Linked DNA regions of Mus musculus: region 2 is linked to region 1. A link is a loop called in an ENCODE intact Hi-C map of the cell type or tissue named here. Cell type or tissue: left cerebral cortex. All regions are shown on one strand. Each heading gives the region's core, and the rest is flanking DNA. Links, peaks and the distances in the headings are about the cores only.

Region 1 (7,672 bases), core at 939-5,938:
ACTGTTTTCGGGTGTCAACTTGTGCCATATTCACAGAATTTTGTGGAAGGCAGTTTTAACTTTTTGAAGAATATCGTCATCAAAATTTTAAAAAACAAATGTATAAAACTTCATCTTTTTTCAGTGTTTAGCATTTCTAGTCAGCAGTAAATAGTCTGGTTTTGCTTTTGTTTTTGTCTTATTTCAGGTATGATGGCATACGTACGCGATGAGCCATACACGAGACTGTAGACTATTACATTAAATATAAATAAAGAACATGTTCGTTTATACAAATTTTCCGATTTGACCCAGTGGGAGAGACCTTTCATAATTCAATAAGTTTACATTTCAATGTCTTTCATATTTGACTACATATAAAGAGATTCTTTAAAATGTATAACCTGCCACCACTGCATAATTTGGTTTCATTTTGTTATGTATTGTGTGGGTTTAGTATATCCAATTTTTGTTACAATTAAAGGACTATTTTGTTACAGTTTTTAATTGAAGATGGACTGTTAACATTGTACAGGACCAGTGTCTTATTAATAAGATTAACATATTTAGTGAGAGCCACAGGAAAACCTTGACAAAAATGAATGTGACTATACTTTATGAAGTATTTCGAAAAATCAGCCTCTTTATTTATCATAAAATTATTTTAATATCATAATATTGATGTTCTTTTTTTTTTGTTTTGTTTTGTTTTTTGTTTTTTTCGAGACAGGGTTTCTCTGTGTAGCCCTGGCTGTCCTGGAACTCATTCTGTAGACCAGGCTGGCCTTGAACTCAGAAATCCGCCTGCCTCTGCCTCCCGAGTGCTGGGATTAAAGGTGTGTGCCACCACACCCGGCTAATATTGATAATCTTTATTTGAAAAAATGTCATGAACCATTTGAATGATGAGCCACAGAACCTCAGTTGAATTTATTTCCACTTTTGGCATGTTAAATATAGATTTAATTTTAAGTACTTCAGTTAATGGGTTTATAAAGTCAAGCACTAGCATTGGTCAGTTTTGTATGATAGGATGTAAGTGTGTTCTCACCTGCAGTGTAAATACAGCACACTGTAGAATTCTCTTAAGGTGCATAGTAAATGTATAGATAGTCACAGGCGGTTTTGTAATGTATACATTTCTAATCTATTATTCCTAACCTGTCATGTTTGCAGAGAGAAAAGAATTTTTCTAATGATCTGTAAAATTATGTTAACTTCTACAAGTAGGTATTCTAAATAAACTTTTTTAAAAGAGCAATCTGTGATCCAGTGACTCTTGATATAATGTATTAATGCATAATGTACTAAATTAATCCTCTTATTTTTTATTGTGTGTGTGAAAAAGATGGGTACAGGCTTGACAGGAATTTTGACAATCTCTAATATATGTTTTACTTGATACTTTATATTCTTTTAAAATAAGTGGAGTTTATACATATTTTATACATTAAAGATGAGGCTCAGCATATCTAAATGACCCCAAAAACTACACAGTAAGAATAAAGGCGGTCTGTCTTTCTCAGGTAAAAGCCTCCTGAATCACGACTACACAGTGCACTTGATTGTACTGTTTAAATGTTTGAAATATCCCACTATTTCAGTCTAAAGATAATGTCCAGTGATGAATGCAACCAAGAAAAAACACTGAAGCAGTATCATTAGACACTGAAATGCTGTTCTCCTCCCGGTCGTTTACTACTGAGTTATTGAGGAAACCTCAGGAAGGCTTTACTCATGATTTTGTCTTCCTTTCACCTCATTCTAACTTGTCCCTCAGAATCCTCTTGCCCGTGTGGGGTAAGGACACTGCTGTCAGTGTTAAACGTCATTGAATATCTATCTACAAGATCACTTTCCTGCTAACATTGACAGCTTTGTTCTGCATTCATTTCTTGTGGGTATGACAGCCTGGGTAATGATCCACCATGAGAATTTTGTGAGTAAATGACAAATACTTGGCTGTACTTCGAGTTAGAAACAGTACAAAAACTAACTTATCCACCTCGGAACTTTAAAGGTTTTTTTGGTTTTGTTTGTTTTGTTTTGTTTTACCAACTTGTTTGTTTTAAATGAGGAAAGCAGAGACAGATGGTCTCTGGCTGAAAGAAGCCCTTTAGCTATGAATCCAGCGCTCGTGCGCTCCCTAAAGCCTTTGTGTTTTACTGGGTGAAACATTTCTGCTTTGGGATGGTATACAGTACAAATGACAAATACAATTGATCATCGATGTGAATAAAAGGCAAACATCTACTTCTGCTCAAGTGGTTTAACTAGGTGGGGTTTCGTCCATACCTGAACACACACAAGGTAGCACACCCCAGCGGAAGCCACGAGCCTAGAAATGGCTATGCCCAAGCTCTCTCCGCCTGCCCTGCATTCTAAAACCGTTTGCTTGAAGGCAAGGAGAGCAAACTACACGGCAGGGGCACTAGAGAAGTAAGCTCGAGATGGGGCGGTAATCACGCCCCCGAGCCCGAGCCCTTCCCTGCAGAGACCTAGCGGTTGCAGTGGCCAGGGAGGCCCGCGGGACGTGAACCAGGAAAGTAAGGACGTCCCAGGACCACTCGAGTCTCCGCCCACCGCTGGCGGGGCTCCACCCCACCGAGGGGCATAGAGCTCTTCCGCCAATCGATGCCAAAGCTACTGCTCTTCCGCCGTTTTCCCCGCCTCTTCCGTTTCCGCCCTTCTGCGGGCCTGACCTAACGGAAGCGTTACCCGTGGTTCCTTACCCATGGCGTCCCAGGGGTCGGTGACGGCGGCTTTGCGGGTGGCCGAGGTGCTGGAGAGCATCGCGAACCGCTGCGTGGGGCCCGAGGGCGGCCAAGTGTTGTGTACGAAGCCCACCGGCGAGGTGCTGCTTAGCAGGGATGGAGGCTGCCTCCTGGAGGCGCTGCACTTAGAGCATCCCTTAGCCAGGTACCTCACTTCTCCTGCCCTCCACTAGGCGCGCATCTCCCTCAATCTCCCATCCCATCCTGAGGCCGTGGACCTGGATAAAACCAGTGTAGACATCAGAGAGCTGCCCAAACTACTAGTCCCGAGCCCCAAACCTCATCACGTGCACAGAACACTTCTTACTCTTTCCCCATCCCTGAATGAAGTAGTTAAAGGAAAAGTAAAGCAAAGCCTATATGTCAAAAGGACAATCTGTGTGCCTTATAGCTATGAAAATGTGGATTTAACCCAGAAAATCTGAGTTATTTTTTTCCCTTCCTATACAGGATGATAGTGGCGTGTGTTTCCAGTCACCTTAAAAAGACAGGAGATGGTGCTAAGACATTTATTATTTTTCTTTGCCATTTACTCAGAGGACTTCATGCAATCGGAGAAAAAGGAAAAGATTCATTCACTTCTGAAAATATTCAGAGCCATGAAAGGCATTGGAAAAACTGTTGTCAGTGGAAATCTATTTCCCAGGCTCTGCAAACGTTTCAGACACAAACCCTAGGTTGTATTGTAGACCGGAGTTTAAGCAGGCACTACCTGTCTGTCTTTTCTTCATCCACTGAAGGAAGAAAACTGTGCAGGCACTCGCTAGAGTTGCTCCTGGAAGCATACTTTTGTGGAAGAGTGGGAAGAAACAATCACAGATTCATTTCACAGTTGATGTGTGACTACGTTTTCAAGTGTATGGCTTGTGAAAGTGGGGTTGAAGTATTTGAGTTGTTGGATCACTGTTTTGCAGAGTTGAATGTTGGCGTGACAGGCCTTCCTGTTTCAGATTCTAGAATCATAGATGGCCTTGTGCTTCCCAGGGACTTTTCTATGTACTGCCCAGCAGATGGTGACATTAGGATGGTGATAGTAACAGAAATCCTCCAGCCTCAGTTTTCATCGGCTGGCTCGGAGTTTGTTCTCAATTCAGAAACACAGTTTCAGGCATCTCAGTGCTGGATCACGGACAGGACAAAAACAGTAATGAACCACTTGCGTGGTCAGAATGTAAAACTGCTCCTGACCAGTGTGAAGCAACCAGACCTGGTTATTTACTGTGCAAGACTTAATAGCATATCAGTGGTGGAGTGTTTATCAGCCGAAGAAGTTTCCCTTGTCCAGAGGATCACTGGTCTTTCTCCTTGTGTCCTACCAGAGGTTGCTTCACAGTGTGAAATTTCTGATAGTACTTTGGTGAAGTTTTGCAAGCCCCTCATCCTTAGATCCAAGAGGTATGTTCATCTCGGCTTGATTAGCACATGTGCATTTATACCTCACTCTATGGTCCTCTGTGGACCGGTTCTGGGTCTTGTTGAACAGCATGAGAGAGCTTTTCACGGAGCATTTAAGATGCTTCGGCAGCTATTTACTGACCTTGATCTAAATTACATCATACAAACCAAACAGCAATGTAACCCAAGTCCTCTTGCTTATGACAATAGCAGAGAGCGTAATCACTCACCAGAAACTGATAAGTATCAGGACATAGTAGCAAAGAGCAAAAATAAATTGGAAACTCAAACACATTTAGAAGTATATTCAGGTTTGGGGGCTTCAGATACAGAATTGAGAGCAGGTAAGCCGTGGTCAGCACACAAGAAGACACCAATAGCTCCATCCCAAACAGATGAAATGCTGAAGTGCTTGCCTCCAGAAAGAAGCGGGATAATTGATAACTGTGACCTGTCAATTGAGAATCATTCCACTGGAAATCCTACAGCAGAAGACACTGGAACAGAAATTTCTTTCGAACACTTACAGGTCTCAGATAATGCCGGAAAGGGTTACACGCTGCCAGTGATGCGCAAGTCACTAGATACCTGTACTTGTCAGGGTTATTGTTCATCCACTGTGCCAGCAGGCTGTGTGCTGCCAGTGGGTGGAAGTTTTGAGATTTTGATGAGTTACTACCTTCTCAGCTATGCCAAACAATGCCGACAATCAGATGAAACTGTCATCAGTATGTTAATAGCTGATGCTCTTCTAGGCATCCCTAAAATCCTTTATAAGCCTAAGAAGGGAAAGGACAGTTTCCCACACATATACATGCGGTCTCTCCATGCACTGCAAGCCAGTCAACCCATGGTAAGTGGTCAATCAGGGTTCGAGTCAGTAGCTGGTAAGTACCAATTACTAACTTCAGTTCTTCAGTGTTTGATGAAAATATTAACCATTGATTTAATAATCAACATCAAGAGGCAACCTCAGAAAACTGCTGACCAAGAATCAGAAGACGAATTTTAACACTCAGTTTTCTGTTGCTCGAACTTTCAGTCTGGGGCCAGAGAAATGGCTCAGTGGGCAAAGGCATTTAATGGCAAACCTGACTGACTGCCTGCGGTCATCACCCAGGGTGGAAGGAGAGGGTGAAGTCCTGAGACATGTCCTTTGTTGTACACACATGTTCGCAGACAAACACTAAACGTTAGGAAAAAAATGTATTCAGCTCAAGCTAAATATTAAAACAGGCTTCTGGCTGACTGAAGTCAACCCAGTCCTTAAGTCCATTGAGTCCACCAGACCATTCAGACAACAGGTATCAGCTCTATGGAACAAAAACTGGCTAAATCTGTCTCCTTGTCTCTGGTCTGCGCTAGTCTGTCTAAGGGAGCTTGCCTCTATAGCTCCCTCTTCTGTACCTTTTCCCACTTTGTTTCCTTGAACTTTCTGTATGTCATAGAGTCGTGTAACCTCCCCACTTGAACGAGGTCTTCACATGCCATCTTACATTGTTTGTGAACATGAGTATAAAATGTTATCTCTTATGTAAAGCAGTAAATAAAAGTCAATTTTTCTTTGTAAGAAGCATGTAAGTTAATTGTCCTTGTGGTTGTCATTTGGTTTATTTCTAGTTATTGAAAACGGTTGGTTGGGGGCTGGGGAGATGGTTCAGCAAGTAGGACCATTTGCCACCCAAGCCAGGCAACCTGAATTGGAAAGAAAGAACCAATTCCACAAAGCTCCACACGTACACTGTGGCACTGCACATGCACATGCATGCACGTAAACAGTAAATAATTCCAAAATCTGCACCTTTGAATACCTGTTCAAAAATAGGACTATTCATTGTGAATTCACCTTTTATAATTAGAAGTTAATGCCAGAAAAGATGGGGAATTCGTTCCTTTCGTTTTCTCCTGGCTCCTAAGTCTTGTAAGGATTCTGTACAGTTGCTAGTTGTTCTTTGTTTCAGTGCTTGCCAGATTTCAGTAGCAACAAATAATTTGACAGTTATCTCTAGTGTAGATCACAAGTGCTTCCCTGTCACTTTATTGTGTGTGTAGTCATAAATAAGGACAGGGTCTTCTCCTTTTAGTAACTGTAACACCCAAAAGAATGTTTTGTTTACACCAGTGTTTAAATGTGCTTGTTAAGTAACAGTGTTATCTCAACCCATGTCCATGCTCCTAGGTTATTCATTCAATAAATAAATTCTTAACTGTGCAAATACTAGGCTGGACAGTGAGTCTGATATGCTCTTGTGCACTTTCTACAAAGTTAATAGGTAGGTTGATGACTTCTGACTGGATTTAGGAAAAGTAAAACAAAAACATCTTTATATTTGAAAGCCTTCTGACGAATAATGTTTGTAAATTGTAGTGGCCTGGGGTAGCTCTGGGAAAGGGGTCTGCTGCAGAGGCATGAGGATCCTGGGTCTGAATCTCCAATATCTACCCAGAAGCCAGGCTTCGGAGCATGCCTCTGACCCTGCCGCTGGGCATGGCGGTCAGGGTGGTGACAGGCAGATCTCTGGAGCGTGCCTGCCAGCCAGACTAGCCAACTGATTGCTCCAGGTTCAGTGAGACCTCACTCTTTCAAAGTAACTGGAGAGCAATAGAGGAAGTACAGCCAAAGTCAGCTCCCTCCCCCCTCCATATGTGCATTTGCAGTTGAATACCACACACACATACATACACACACATATGTACAAACGTGTATCATGCCCCACAGTATCTTCATACAGAACCCAGATCTTATGTTACATATAGCAGTGCCTTAAAAGTTTATGCCATATGATGCATTATTTCAATTTTGTTGAAATAGGGAAGATGATCTCAATTCATAGATGAATGAATCTACATTAAATCACTGTACGACTTCTCTGTTCATTTTTAATTGGCTGACAAGTTATTTTGCTTCATTTTCTATTTTATTGCTTCGAATATTCTTCAGCCTTGCAGTAGTCAGACTTCGGTAAACTGAGTTTGTCTTTGAAAGGTTGGCACCTGGTGTTCCAGTTGCGAAGTGACTTTACGGTAAGAGTATGCTCAGGGCATATTTGGTGAATAAATTAGCCACATGGTGCTCATACCAAACTTCATGGGGTAATAATTTTCTTAAAAATTTCCAAGGACAAAAAATCTCGGTAGGCCAGAAGGTGTAGAACAAAGCACTTATGTGTGACGGCATGTGCCTGTGACCCTAGCACTGGAAGGGTGGAGGCTAAAGGGTCAGGAGTTGAAGGCCAGTCTGGGCAAAGTGAGACCAACTGAGAAGGAGATCCGGCATGTGGGGGGCGGGAGGGGAAAACAGAACGATGTAGAACTGCTCTCTAAAATAATACTAAAATTAAAGTTTTATCCCTCATGGATATTGTTAAGTCAGTGATCGTTACAGAGTTAAAACTGGGGTGTTTACATCCTTGGCTTAAATAGGTTTTTTTTTCCCCTGTAGATTTTCAACATAGGATTTCTTTGTGTGACTGCTGTCCTGGAACTCACTCTGTAGACCAGGCTGGCCTTGAGTTCACAGAGAT
Region 2 (7,672 bases), core at 980-5,979, 200 kb after region 1:
ACAACAAACAGGAAGTGAGTTATTGACTTTACTTTAAAATCCATATAAAGCTCAAGTTGTTTAAAGGTAGTATGTTGAAACTACATTTTTAACTTAAAAGGAATTGGGAACAGTGATCAAAAATGCAAGTGACAAGCCCAACATTTATTCTGTGGTTTGGTAGAATAATTTCTGCCTCGATAAAAACTTGGGGTAGGGATAAGTCGGGAATCTGGCATTTGGCTAAAGGAACCAAACCAGTGTTCCCAAGGGGAGGTCCTAGGAGAGCGAGCCTGCGTGTGACGGCTCAGGACAGCCTCAGTGCGCAAGGATGTGAGGTGGTGATCCAGTTTGTGCTGCACTTCATATGTTTAAAAATATTAAATTTCAACTTATTTTTTTTAAACACATGATCACAGGCTTGATGGGCAGTGCTTTTGGCTTTGTATATAGTAGACTACATTAAGGAGGCTTCAAGTTTTTCAGGCTCATTATAGTTCTCATTTCTTAAAAGTGCTGGCTGACTATCGTTGAGAAACTTCTTTTCTTGAAGTGGGGAGTGAATGCTATTTAGAAATGTAGCCTGGGTGGGCCTGGAGGGATGGCTCAGTAAAAAGTGTTTGCTGCTCTTGCAGAGGACCTGATCCTTTTCCAGCACCTACACAGGGTCTTTGCATAACTCCTGTCCAAGGGAGATGGCAGATACCCCTCAAGCATACAGTCGTTAAAGCATAGTCTTTAAAACAAAACAAAACAAAAAAAGCAGCCTTTGTGCTAGGTAAGCTTTTTCTTGGGAGGTTTTAAGGTGTCGGATAGTACATTACAAATACAGACTTCTGGATTGTCCCCTACCCTCTAAATGGTATTTGTTGACATCTAGGAAGTTCCTCTGTTAGAATAATAAAAATTTATGCAAACTCGAATAATCTGTACCATAATGCTTTTAATGGCCAGGTATAAACACACAAGATTGCAGTACATTGAGCTCCATAGAGACAGCGCTTGTGGAAGAAAAAAGTAGATCCTAAGAAGCCAAAAGGCAAAATGTCCTCATGTGTGTTCTTTATGCAAACCTGCCAGGAGGAGCACAAGAAGCACCCGGATGCTTCTGTCAACTCAGAGTCCTCCAAGAAGTGCTCAGAGAGGTGGAAGACCATGTTTGCTAAAGAAAAGGGGAAATTTGAAGATATGGCAAAGGCTGACAAGGCTCGTTATGAAAGAGAAATGAAAAATTACATTTCACTTCCATCCCCCAAAGGGGTAACCAAAAAAGAAGTTCAAGGACCCAGTGCTTCCAAGAGGCCTTCGCCTTGTTCTGTTCTGAGTACCGCCCCAAAATCAAAGGCCAGCATCCTGGGTTATCCATTGGTGATGTTGCAAAGACACTAGGAGAGATGTGGAACAACACTGCAGTGGATAACAAGCAGCCCCATAAGAAGAAAGCTGCCAAGCAGAAGGAGAAGTACGAGAAGGATATTGCTGCCTACAGAGCTAAAGGAAAACCTGATGCAGCGAAAAAGGGGGTGGTCAAGGCTGAAAAGAGCAAGAAAAAAGGAAGGTGAAAAGGATGAGCAAGACAAAGATGATGGGATGAATAAGTTGGTTTTAGGACAGTTTTTTTCCCCCCTGTCTATAAAGCATTTAATCCCCTGTACACAACTCACTCCTTTTAAAGAAAAAAAAAAAAACTGTAAGTCTGTGTAAGATTTGTTTTTAAACTGTACAGTGTCTTTTATTTTTGTAGTTAACACACTACTGAATGTGTCTTTAGATAGCCCTGTCTTGGTGTGGTATTTTCAATAGCCACTAACCTTGCCTGGTACGGTCTAGGGGTTGTAAATTGGTATGGAAATTTAAAGCACGGCACAAATTATGTATGGGGACAGTTTTTTTTCTTTTTCTTTTTTCTTTTTTTTTTGGTTTTATCTTTTTTTGTTTGTTTTGTCTTCAGTTGTCTCTGATGCAGCTTATATGAAGATAATTATTCTGTTAACGGAATACCACTCTGATTGCAAAAAAAGCAGCTGTTTTGTTGACATGTTGACTGCTAAGTAAATACAACTTTTTTATTAAAAAAAGATACATCATAAGTGGGTAACATGATTAAACTTGGGCTTTGGAGCCCACCTCCCATTTGTGAGCAATAGTCAATACTTAATACCTGACATTAATATATCTAGAACCTGATGTAACTGGATTTGTTTGTTTGTTTGTTTGTTGGTATCAAACAAGTATATTTAAATTTGGTTGGTTTACTTTGTGAGCATACTTTGGAAGATCTTAGGTGGTTCTAAATTTTTTACTTCGTGGTTTCAAAGGCCAGAGTCTTGCTAGGTAACGGGGGCATAAGTACACATAAATACTATTAGACTGGGTAATGGCACAAAAGCCATGGCCCTATTGAAAGCTTTCCATGTTTGCTACTTTCAGTTTTAAGGTGAGTTTAGCTTAGCCTGTTTCTGTGTAATTTCTTTGGTAGTATCCTGAGAAGACAGAAGGAAAATAAAGTCAGTTCCACTGTCCTATCGTCAGCCTGACACCGATAGTCTCCTGGCCTGTGACACTATCTTCTGAGATGCCTATTCTGTGTGTATCAGTCCTGTGTGATTTTGGACTTAGTACTTGATGTTTTCAGTATCATGCGGAGGTTGGTTGTTCAAATGGATAAAAAAACACAGAGTAGAATCTGGTATGAATTGGGAAAGAATTTATAATGACAGTAATAATTGCTGCCATTTAGATTGAAGAAAGCTTAAGCAGTTACTTGGGTGTTTAGTGAAGTGCAGTTTGTTAACTTTTTTTTGAAAATTCCCATTGTGTAGGTCTGACTGGCCTGGGCCTCACTGTGTAGAGCAGGTTGGAAACTCCCAGGTCTCCCTGCCCCCAGGAGCTGCACACCGAGGCATGCCTGGTGCTGGTCAAACTTTGATAGGAAATAAAATTAGGAAGGGATTAGCTGCAGCCTAAGGTGAAGTTTTAAAGCTTTGGGTGACAAAAGGTTGCAGGGTTTGGGAAAGGCAGTGGCGTTAGCATTGCTTGGAGGCCGTTGAATGCTGTGCTGCCCAGTATTCAAGGCAGCCGCCTAGAGCTCCAGTTTGAAGATGCCAGATGCTGATGTGTTCTGTGCCGTGTGCAGATGCACTTCGACTTTCACCTGCCTACCCCTTCTGAAGGGTTGCCTGCAAGGAGTGAAAACTAAAGGCTAGTTTGCAGGGGCTGAGAGTCTCATGGGGGTCCGGGTAGAAGGTAATTAAAAATCTTCTCTAGTACTTGGAGCTGGGCAGGTGGGCTAGAGATGAGTATTTACAAGGCCCTAGGTCCCATGGCCAGCATAAGAAAAGGGAAAGAAAAGGTGCTATGGGCACTGTTTGTTCCATGAAACAGAACGCTGGCAGGGTGGGTGTTGCCAGAGAGCAAACCTCAGTCACTGTAGGTGCTGTTAGGTGATTTAAGATTTACCTCCTTTGAACGCCTCTTGAGGCGTTCAGGTGCACTACATAAACTGGTCACTAGGGGGCATCAGCTCATCAGCCTGTACTGCAAAAAGCTATAGCCCTGAGAAGTCTATTAAAAATTAATAGACTTTAGAAGTTAGAAATTAATTTTTGAGGGTTCCCCCCAAGAAAACTAGGAAATAGTTGGGAAATCTTGGGTTTTATCAATGTGGGTGGGACTATTTGTGTTTTAAACACTGATAAAATACCTGATAATTTCATTGTATAGTAGCTTTTTAACTTTTTTTGTGCATATAGTGGGGTGGCAAGTATGCCATAGCCTTTAAGACCAGCAACTGTAACATCTGAGCCATTTTGTCCACTCTTGTTACTCTTGCAGGCATTGGGATGCTGGTATAGGAATACCTAACACTATTGCTAAAAAACTCCAAGCCCCATGGGATTCAATGTATATGGTAATTAGGGAATAATATGAGTCAAGTTTAGTGCGTGCTGTAGTACGTTTTAAAGATACACCAAGTGCAGATAGGGTTTGCTGGCTAGGTACTGAGAGGAAAGAATGGTGAAAGGCACGTGTTCTCAACGCATTTGCAATCTTTATGACCCATGTGTTGAAGTAGTTAAAAAAAAAAAAAAACCTTGATGACACAGGAAACTGGGAAGCGAGGTCTGGGATTACGGCAGAACACAGCTTGTGCACGGAGCTGGTCTGTTGCCCACACCCGACCTTGCTTCCCTCCCTCCCGCCCTCTGAGCTGTCTAGGCCCCTTGTCCATCAGAGTGCAGGGTGCTGGTGATGAATGCATTCGTTCTCTGCTTGCCATGTAGGTGGTGTATTTAGAGTCCTCAGTGGGTGTGTCCTGAGTAGACATTTTCATGAAATTGGGTCCTAAGGCTTGGAGCTCTAGTGTCTAAACCAGTTCATCCCAGAAGACCTTTTGTATGTTTACTGATTCCTAGTTACATGGTAACTAGAGTTTTCTTTTCAGGGTCCTTTTAAGTAAAATATCCCATTTTCCGTGATCAGTTCTTAAAGTCAAAGGCGCGTTTATAAGAGCTACTGAGTATCAGGCGTTTATAAGAGCTACTGAGTATCTAGCTTGGGGAATCTGCTTCACTCTTTGGCAATAAGTACTTGGCTATGCCAGGAAGGTGGAAAACAGAACACCTTAAAAACAAGTTGAATGAACCATTAATTATGTAAAGGAAAACATTTTTAATGTTTCCTGCATTTTCTGACGATTTATCTTTTGAGGATTTTGTTTGTTTGTTTGTTTTCTTTAGGAAAAAGTCTCTCTAGCCAGTTAAGTGAGGTGGCAGTTGAAATAAACAGAGCAGAGTTTCAGGCTACAAAATTCTGAAACTTAAATTTCCAATAATGGAACTTATTGTGGTCAATGTACACATAGCTTACCACAGAAATACTAATTGTGAAACAGCCAGAGGGAATCAGGGAATTTTAAAGTCTTTAGTCAGAATGAAGTGAACACGTTGGAAATCTATGATGACTGGGCATTTGCAACTGTTTTAGGAAAAATAGTGCCTGGTAAACTGGGCTACAGTTCACAGTTCAGTGCTTTTCCAAATGGGATACCTTTCTCAACTATGCCTCTCTGTGTTGGCTACAAACCTCTACCTGGCTTTAGGGACTCTGGATACTATAAATGCACTTTCCAGATAACAAGAGAATGCTGTTCTGCTGAAAAAAGACAGCTGGTAGTATAGGAACTCTGGAGTGCTGACCTGTTCTACAGAGGTGGGGGAAAGAAATTAAGGTGGTTAGTAATCAGAATTACAAGTCTATTCTTGGTATACACAAAGATAATGCTTATGCATGATCACATTAGAAATCTTTACATTTGTTTTTTTGGGGGGGGGGGGGAATGGGGAACAAAAACGAAAGGCTGTAAAATGAGTCCAAATGTAAGACTCAGAATTGTTTTTTTTGAACTGGTCCATTTGATCAGAACCTTGGGTGAAGGTCCAAGAACTCTGTTTTCGAGAAGACATTTCTGTTAGCTCTCAGATTAAGTTCGAGTTTCATAGCACGACACACGAAAGACTTTGAATAGTTCATCCTCGACATTCTCTTCGATTGGATTCCTGATTCTTCCTGGCGGTGTGGCAGCAGCCCTTGTCTGACCAACAGCCTGTTTTGTCCTATCTCCTTATGGTGAGAGGAGGCTTAGAGGTTATTTTCCCAAACTGGAGACTAGATCTGTGCTTTATAGTCTACCTTATCAGGAAAGGTTTAAAGGCAAGACGGAGACTAGGACTTTCCAGAGTCAGATTCCCACAGGTGTTTGTAGGACATTCGCCAAGGCTTGTGTGTATGACCTCCCAATGCTGGACATCTGCCTACCCTGCTACTGCTGTGGACTGCAAGGTCTGATCTAGAAGGAAACCCGAGGGCCTAGAGAGATGGCACTCCTCGCAGAGGTTCAATTCCCAGAACCTGTTCTAGGGATCTGCTGATTTCTGACCTGCGTTCTCATACAATACGTACTACACACACACAAGCAAAACATACACTCACAAAAACAAAAACCGCTTGGTGAGTCTGGCTATTTTGCCTGTGTTCTGTGGCAGGAAAGGAAGTCAAGAATGTATACCTGGAGTGAGTCCACCCTTATTTCCCTGTCACTACAAACTGGTAGCTTTATTGTTTTGCCTTAGCTAATTGCCCCCAGGAACAACTATTTATTTAATGGCTGAACAACACCAACAACAAAAAAGCTCGAAGCACTCTTGGGTTTTGTTCCCTGAGATGTTTACATAGCTATGGGGGGGGGGGGGGTAATGCCCGCTATGGAACTTCGTCCCCTAAGTTTTATGCCCTTGTCTGGAGTCGGCTCCGCGTTGACCCCAGGGGTGGCTCCCCAGGCCTGCCTGGATCTGCTACCCACCCCCGCAGCGGAGAGCCCACCTGCTAAGGAAGGGCCGGTCCGTGGGGGGATGGTTTTTCGGCGCCCTCTGGGCGTCGGCAGTCGCCGCCCGGCAGCCGCGGCGACCTCAGCGACCGCGTGGAGCCTCCAGGAGTTTCCAGAACCTGCTTCCAGGCGGCGCGGGCGGCCGTGGGCGGTGGGGCGGGGCGGGGGCGGAGCCGGCGGCGGGGCTGGGGCGGAGCCGGCGGCGGGGGGCGTGTCCGCGGCGGGCTCTGGGAAGGCCCCAAGTTAATGAGGCGTACGCCGGCTGCCGAGCGCCTCTCGGAGCTGGGTTTTCCCCCGCGGCGCGGGCGCCAGGAGCCGCCTTTTCCGCTGGGTGTCACTCGGGGGTGGGGAGGGTGGCCCATTGAAAAGCGCCGCGAGGGGCCCCGGCCAGTGCCCTTCAGTGAGCGCTCGCCGGAGGACGGCAGAGAGCAGCCCGCTCACGGCTCCGGGATCTTGTGGCGAGTCAGGACGCGCCTGTCCCTCTGCCGGGACCCCGAGCCACCGCCGCCGCCGCCACCGCTCTGTCTCCTGCGAGTCAGCCTTCTCTGCGCGCTCCGGGCGGGCGGCCGCGGAAGCCGCTGGGGCGAGGACGGCGCAGGGCTGCTACTGCTACCCCCAGCCGGAGCGTCTGGAAGCCTGAAGGCCGAGCGGAGCAGCAGCACCCCTTATGCCGGAAGGATGCTGGAGAACAGCGGCTGCAAGGCGCTGAAGGAAGGAGTGCTGGAAAAGCGAAGCGACGGGCTGCTGCAGCTCTGGAAGAAAAAGTGCTGCATCCTCACCGAGGAAGGGCTACTGCTCATACCGCCCAAGCAGCTACAACAGCAGCAGCAGCAGCAACAGCCCGGGCAGGGGACGGCCGAACCGTCCCAACCTAGTGGCCCCACCGTCGCCAGCCTTGAGCCACCAGTCAAGCTGAAGGAATTGCACTTTTCCAATATGAAGACTGTAGACTGCGTGGAGCGCAAGGGCAAGTACATGTACTTCACTGTGGTGATGACGGAGGGCAAAGAGATCGACTTTCGGTGCCCCCAGGACCAGGGCTGGAACGCCGAGATCACGTTGCAGATGGTGCAGTACAAAAATCGCCAGGCCATACTGGCGGTCAAGTCTACCAGGCAGAAGCAGCAGCACCTGGTCCAGCAGCAGCCTCCGCAGACGCAGCAGATCCAACCCCAGCCCCAGCCGCAGATCCAACCCCAGCCCCAGCCGCAGATCCAGCCTCAACCCCAACCCCAGCCCCAACCTCAGCCCCAACCTCAGCCCCAACCCCAACCCCAACAGCTCCACTCCTACCCGCATCCGCATCCT

Evidence for each region. Hi-C counts contacts between places; a loop is a spot of excess contacts. Peaks named below come from ENCODE experiments on the same cell type or tissue, not always from the same donor. Only the 100,000 strongest peaks of a DNase experiment are listed, where the experiment ranks them.
Region 2: it touches region 1 in a loop (4-fold over the local background); 4 of 42 quality-filtered maps call a loop at or near these places.

Annotation. Positions count from the first base shown.
Region 1 is chr10:111,296,010-111,303,681 of GRCm38, forward strand. It overlaps Osbpl8 (oxysterol binding protein-like 8), which reads left to right. Exons shown (of 24, transcript NM_175489.3): 24 at 1-1,238. It overlaps Bbs10 (Bardet-Biedl syndrome 10 (human)), which reads left to right and starts at 2,670. Exons shown (of 2, transcript NM_027914.1): 1 at 2,670-2,898; 2 at 3,204-5,727. The coding sequence starts at 2,714. The coding sequence ends at 5,160. Gm40760 (a long non-coding RNA gene) reads left to right here and starts at 7,427. Exons shown (of 3, transcript XR_872029.3): 1 at 7,427-7,672. In left cerebral cortex, for the core only: CTCF peaks have their summits at 2,914 (motif pointing left), 3,745 (motif pointing right) and 5,554 (motif pointing left); DNase peaks (open chromatin) are centred at 2,631, 3,349 and 3,750; H3K4me3 peaks cover 1,515 bases; H3K27ac peaks cover 2,260 bases.
Region 2 is chr10:111,499,795-111,507,466 of GRCm38, forward strand. It overlaps Phlda1 (pleckstrin homology like domain, family A, member 1), which reads left to right and starts at 6,492. Exons shown (of 2, transcript NM_009344.3): 1 at 6,492-7,672. The coding sequence starts at 6,611. It also overlaps the pseudogene Gm5176. In left cerebral cortex, for the core only: a CTCF peak has its summit at 3,493 (motif pointing right); DNase peaks (open chromatin) are centred at 3,144, 3,473 and 5,767; H3K27ac peaks cover 3 bases.